2 separate regions of the Homo sapiens genome follow, and region 2 is linked to region 1. A link is a loop called in an ENCODE intact Hi-C map of the cell type or tissue named here. Cell type or tissue: A673. All regions are shown on one strand. Each heading gives the region's core, and the rest is flanking DNA. Links, peaks and the distances in the headings are about the cores only.

Evidence for each region. Hi-C counts contacts between places; a loop is a spot of excess contacts. Peaks named below come from ENCODE experiments on the same cell type or tissue, not always from the same donor. Only the 100,000 strongest peaks of a DNase experiment are listed, where the experiment ranks them.
Region 2: a loop joins it to region 1, with 2.3 times the contacts of the local background. A loop is called at or near these places in 2 of 110 quality-filtered maps.

What each region holds. Positions count from the first base shown.
Region 1 is chr16:51,568,222-51,571,142 of GRCh38, reverse strand. No RefSeq gene overlaps it. Among named protein-coding and RNA genes, the nearest start is that of HNRNPA1L3, 76 kb to the left of the region's middle. In A673, for the core only: no CTCF peak of the experiment used is centred there; a DNase peak (open chromatin) is centred at 1,362; H3K27ac peaks cover 1,769 bases.
Region 2 is chr16:51,636,425-51,639,345 of GRCh38, reverse strand. No RefSeq gene overlaps it. Among named protein-coding and RNA genes, the nearest start is that of HNRNPA1L3, 7.9 kb to the left of the region's middle. RefSeq lists enhancers at 1,218-2,076, 1,533-2,122, 2,123-2,712 and a silencer at 2,114-2,408. In A673, for the core only: a CTCF peak has its summit at 1,632; DNase peaks (open chromatin) are centred at 785, 1,475 and 2,175; H3K4me3 peaks cover 630 bases; H3K27ac peaks cover 2,030 bases.

The DNA of each region.
Region 1 (2,921 bases), core at 279-2,778:
ATTCCAGAGGTTTTTTAAAGAATAGGTGACTATCTGGCTAATTAAAAAAAAAAATCTGGTCCAAACAAACCATGTTTGTGGACATAGCCCATGAACCACCAGTTTGTAGACCCTTGCTATTCAAAGGTTCTATAAAAATAAATTCAGCAGAAAATGCTTTTCAAGTAAGAAAAAATGCTTCATTCCAACTCCAGGAGGGTTAAAAATGCTTCAGGCAAACAAGCTAAATGACAATAAAATATATTTACTGCTATAGTCGCTGGCTTACCAGGGACTATATAATCTAGGGACCAGCAGCATCAGCATCACCTGGGAACTTGCTAGAAATGCAGAATCTGAAGCCTCATCCTAGACTTGCTTAATCAGAACCTACACTTTTAACAAGGTCCCTGGTGACTGATATCCGTGCTAAAGTTTGAGCAATGCCGGCTTGAACGCGCTCGTGCACAGAGCCTAGATGGCATACTTTCTTCCTCTATACCCCAGAGCAGACATGCAGAATAATTTTCTGTTATGAAAGCAGAGCATGGGTCGTTTTTTGGAGAAGAGGGAGGTAGTATCCTGCTCCAACAGGGCCCTGTTTGAGTTGACTCAAGGGAGCCACAAAATGTCTTCTGAAGTCCACAGGTCCATGGGTAGCATAATAAACGTGTCTTATGCAGGGACGGAACTAGGTTGAGGCCAGTAAGATACTTGCCCAAGGTGCAAATTTTACAGAGGTACCAAAATACCTAGTAATCAAGATCAATAATACTTTAATGCAATAATTTTTTAAATTAAAATTAATGCAAAGAAACTCAATATACAAAATATCATAATTTTCCAACTCGCCTCATCCTAGTTCCAGCTCACATTCTGTTCATGCCAATTTAAATATTTCTGTAATCCATTGTCTCCTGCTATTCATACTTGTCCCTCAAAAGCCACTGAACAAGAAGTATGATTTCAAACCTATAAAAATAAACTTAACAAAAAATGCTTTTCAAGTTGGAAAAAATGCTTTGTGCCAACTCTAGGAGGGTTCAAGATGCTTCAGCCAAACAAGCTAAAAGACAATAAAATGTATTTACCACTATAGTCTCTGATTTTGCAGGGAACCAACCCGTCTCCATCTTTTGTCCCTATTGTCTGCTTAAGGGACAGATAGTAGGGACATTATCTAAATGCCAAACCAAGAGTCGGAGTTACCATTAAGGAATGCAACACGCCTTTACTGTGATTGATATTCCAGTGACTTTGGGGGAGGAGAGAGGTTTGAAATGGGGCTTTGGCAAGCCAGCTGAGATGAAAATAGCTGGGAAGCTGCCTCTGTGTGTCTCTTTCACACATAGACTTCCGTTTCAGGGCCAGAACCTGGAAGTGCCCTGGGGTACAGGAAAGAAGAAACTCAGTTGAGAATGAATGAATCACCATTAGGCGTGTTTCAGTTCCTGTCTGGGGAGTACCAGCTGCAGATACCAAGAAAATACTAACTTTTCTTGCCAACTCTGTGCAGGCTGGAACAGAGAAGGAAGAGCTGACAAAGTGTGCACTTAACCACAGCTCTGGGGAGGCAATGCCTTGATATCCCCACGGTATTTATGTCTGCATCATTTATGCAGAACACTTCTAGGTTCTTCTGTTGTTAATTGGCTTCATGAGGGAGCAAATGAAGTCATCAGATGAAACAGATGAGCTTTGGAGCAAAATAGATGCAGTATCAGAGTCTATCTCAACCATTCACCTGAGTGTCTGCACTATCCCAGGCATCAATTTCTTCATCCTTGTGGGACTGGTATGAGATCATGCCTATGAAATGCTTTAATCTGTGACCTAGCAGGGAACTTGAAACCCAAGAGGCAAAAAACCATCCTTCTCAACCAACCTATAAGATTTCCGACTGACAGGAGCCCTCTATTTTATTCCCAGTACTTACCAGTAACTGACATTTGCATAGTGCGTTTAAAGTTTCAAAGCACTTTCCCTTAAAATCATTATACTGTGTCATTCCAACATTCCAATAAGTTAGGCAGGGCAATAATTATTATTACTGTTTTTAAATATGAAAACATAGCAACTATTAGAAACAGGTCTCTGGCTGAGTCCAACTAATGCTTCAAATCTTTTGACCTCTATGTTTTGCAAATATTTAAACAACAAATATTTGTTGAATATAAGACTTCAGGGACCCAAATGAAAAGTTCAAAATACTGATGACCTCATTCTAGACCCCAAAACTTCATTTTGTTGCATTTTTTCTTCTGATGACAGGTTATTAAGGTGCTCAAGGTGACAGGACATGTCTTTATAGATCTTGAAATCTCACCGAGCATCAAGAAGTGTGCTAACATAGAAGGAACCAGGGTTTGTCTTCTGGCTGATTGTGTAAAAATGATAATTGATCTATGGCTATTAGATGTTTGCATGCATTAGACGTTTGCTCATGTTTTCATGAATAAAATGAAATGGAGAATGGGCTTATTTTCATGTCAGTTGTAATCTTGTGTTAACACCCAACCCAGTACACATGGCTTTCTATAGCCACGACCACTGTAGTCCCTTTGGGATGCATCTGTCCTGAGTTGGCCAGGACCACCTCCCTTCTGCCTGGGCAGTTGGAGCTTTGGGAGTTCATCTTTCACAAACACTTTAGAAATTCTGAAGCCATTCTATGGGTCAGTGCTGAATTTAAGGAGCTACGTATCAACTTGAATCAGACTGATTACAACTCCTCTGAACCTAATTGGCAAAACCTAACTGCATTCATGTTTTATTAAAAGCAACTTTCATTACACAGGCGGTGCTGTCAGAAAAATAAATTACATCTGCAAGTACTTAGGTATAAAATTTTGCAGATAACTTCCAGTTGTCGGTAATTTTATATTAGAAACTGTTTTTCCAATACATGCTAAAACTTTGTTCATCAGTATTAAACACACTTT
Region 2 (2,921 bases), core at 260-2,759, 68 kb before region 1:
ATCCATACAATGCAATTCTCCACAGGCAAAAATTATGACATGGAATGATTGTTTTCCAAATGTCCTCTACAAGATCCAAAGTTTCCTCAGAAACCTGCAGAGACAGAGTGGTGTAAGTATGTACACTGAGCTACCAATATCATAATCCTGATTTCATCAGAGCATTTTTATTTTGACCTATTTTTATCTATTTGGCTTCCAAATAATATTTCCCTTAAAAGAAGAGTTCCAGGCAATGCCTATAGGCATGTCCATTGGCTTGTAGGTGGCTATTATCTACCTTTCACCCCACATGGGTAGCACTGGAAGAGTAATAGGGTAGAAAATTTCTAGGTTTGATGAAGAGCAGAAAAAGGTCTGAGAATGATTTGGCAGACTGGTGACTCAGAGTTCACGTAAACTGATTCACATGGATTAAGAGGCCAAGTACAGTGAGGAAAAGTCCCTGGACCAGGAGAAGGGAGAACTGGGTTCCTAGCCCCACTGTCCCAGCAGCAGGTAGTATGCATGAGAAGGTCCCCTCCCTCTGTGCTTAAGGACAAAGCTGTCATCCGCATGACCTCTCAAGCCTGCAAGGACACAACCATGTTCTTTAGTACTATGGAAGCCCTTATGTGATGTCAGAAAGAAATTTCCAAGGATATCTACAATCATGCAGTCTGCATATCCATTCCTCACTTCAACTTCCCTTATATATTTCCAACTCCTTTTGTGAACATGAGCCAGACAGACACATAGAAATGGACTATGACTAATACAATTTTAGCTCATCATCTCAACAATCCTAGGAAATAGATTTCATCATAACTGTCATTTTATAGAGGAGGAAACTGAAGCTCAGAGGGGGTAAGCAATTTGTCTAAGGTCACACAGCTAGTAAATGTCAAAACCAGGCTTTGAAGACCTGATGAGCTTTTGGTCTTAATGAATATGTACTATAGACCAAAAGATAGAGACATCTTTTCAGGCTTCGAATTTAACAAATTTGAGGATTTAAATAGCTATAGGTATAGATTATATTGAGGGAGGAGAGGGAATAGACAGCTTGTAACAATTTCCAGGGGGTGGTAGAGCTGGGAGAGGTAGTAGACTATGGAATCAAGCCTGCTCATTCCTCATAGATCCAAAGCTCAGAGAGAGGATGTGACTTAACCAAGGTCATGCAATTCTTTGGCATTCATTTCCCAACTAAAACCCAAGATTTTAAAGTCAAGATTAACTGCCCTTAACTCTATAGTTGATAACTTTACCATATTCCCTGAGATGTACTTGTTGTACTTCTTGAGGTCTTGAAGAAGGTTTTTTTTTATTTTTTAAAAAAATGCCTCTGGTGTTCTGCTCAGCCTAATGAACTCATCCAATTTACCAGACATACAAAAGTGAAACGAATCTGACGCACAATCAGTTAATCCTTTATCTTCCTTGGCGGCAGCCTCGGAAACAGCGGGAGGACAGTCCCCCAGCCTGCAGTGGTGTTACGGATCACAACGGAAGCATATTGTCATCAGATTAATTTTCCAACCCTCCTACCCTAACCACAAAATCCTGAGAGAACGAGTGTCAAATACACTTAATAATTGCATAATTATGACATCTGTTACTCTCCAGCACCTCTTAGTGGAAAATTAACTGAAGAAATAGCAGGTTCAAAGATGTGTTAACACTCTGATAGCAGATTTAATTGAAATATGACGGGGGAGGATAATGGAGATTAAATTAAGCTCTCAGATAATCATCTGACACAAAGATAATTGAGCCAGCCTCTGCCACGTTGATGAACGCTTCAGAGAGGCTGTGCGGGTGGCATTTCGAGTATCTTATCCTTCAGGCAAAATGGAATTCTCCTCCCCCCTCCTTCTTCTCCCTCTCTTGTCATTCAACATTTGTATCCTCCAAATCGATAATGTGAACAGCAGCATAATTGGAAATAAAAGATGATCTGAAATCCACAGGAAATTAGGTTGAGGCGCGTGGAGGAAATACAGTCTCATCCTGGACACAAGGTAGATTTTTATGAGATGTGCCCCTACTCTGCAGTTTCTCCAGGAGTGTTTTCCCAGTGTCTCTGTCCTCAATGGAAAGAAATGGCCGTATGTGAGACCGGAAGGTGGTCCATAAACATGAGAATGGAGGAGTCAATAGGAGGCTTCCTCTGCATTCCCTTACAACAATCACTTTGAGCTCTTTCTCCTCTCCGCAGGAGCATTATCTTGCTTTATAGGGCAAGTCCAGGAAGCAGTGTGTGACAAAGAATGAGTACCCAGTGCTGGAGGGCATGGAGCAATCCATCGGCAGCTCCCGGTGGTGATGAGTGAGTGTCCTGCGGCAGAGGGTGGGGTGGCATAGCAAGAACAGTTGAAGGCAGGAAGTGGGAAAGCATTCTGGTTACTGTCATGCCAAGGGTCAGCGGCCAACAGTCCGGGAGAGTCTCCTTGCATCTGTCTTCCTCTAACAAGGTAATGCCTCCCTGTCAAAGGGTCGTGAGTGGCAAACCAGTGTAGAGAATAAGGTGGTGTCCTGAAAGGCAGTCTTCAGTCTGCTCCCACTCCACCAGCACTCCAACTACTCAGAGTTTCAGGTTCAGGATTTTATATGAATGGGGTTGATCTGCTTCGCTTAGGTGGAGTCAAAGGAATGTGGTCGCATCTCCTTGAAGCAACTCCATCCCATTTCCCACTTACTCTTCTCTTCCCTGGCATCACCCCGCCCATGAACACCATAAGAATTTCCTAGTCCTGGCTGGGCGCGGTGGCTCACGCCTGTAATCCCAGCACTTTGGGAGGCCGAGGCGGGCGGATCACGAGGTCAGGAGATCGAGACCATGCTGGCTAACACGGTGAAACGCCGTCTCTACTAAAAATACAAAAAATTAGCCGGGCGAGATGGCGGGCGCCTGTAGTCCCAGCTACTACTCGGGAGGC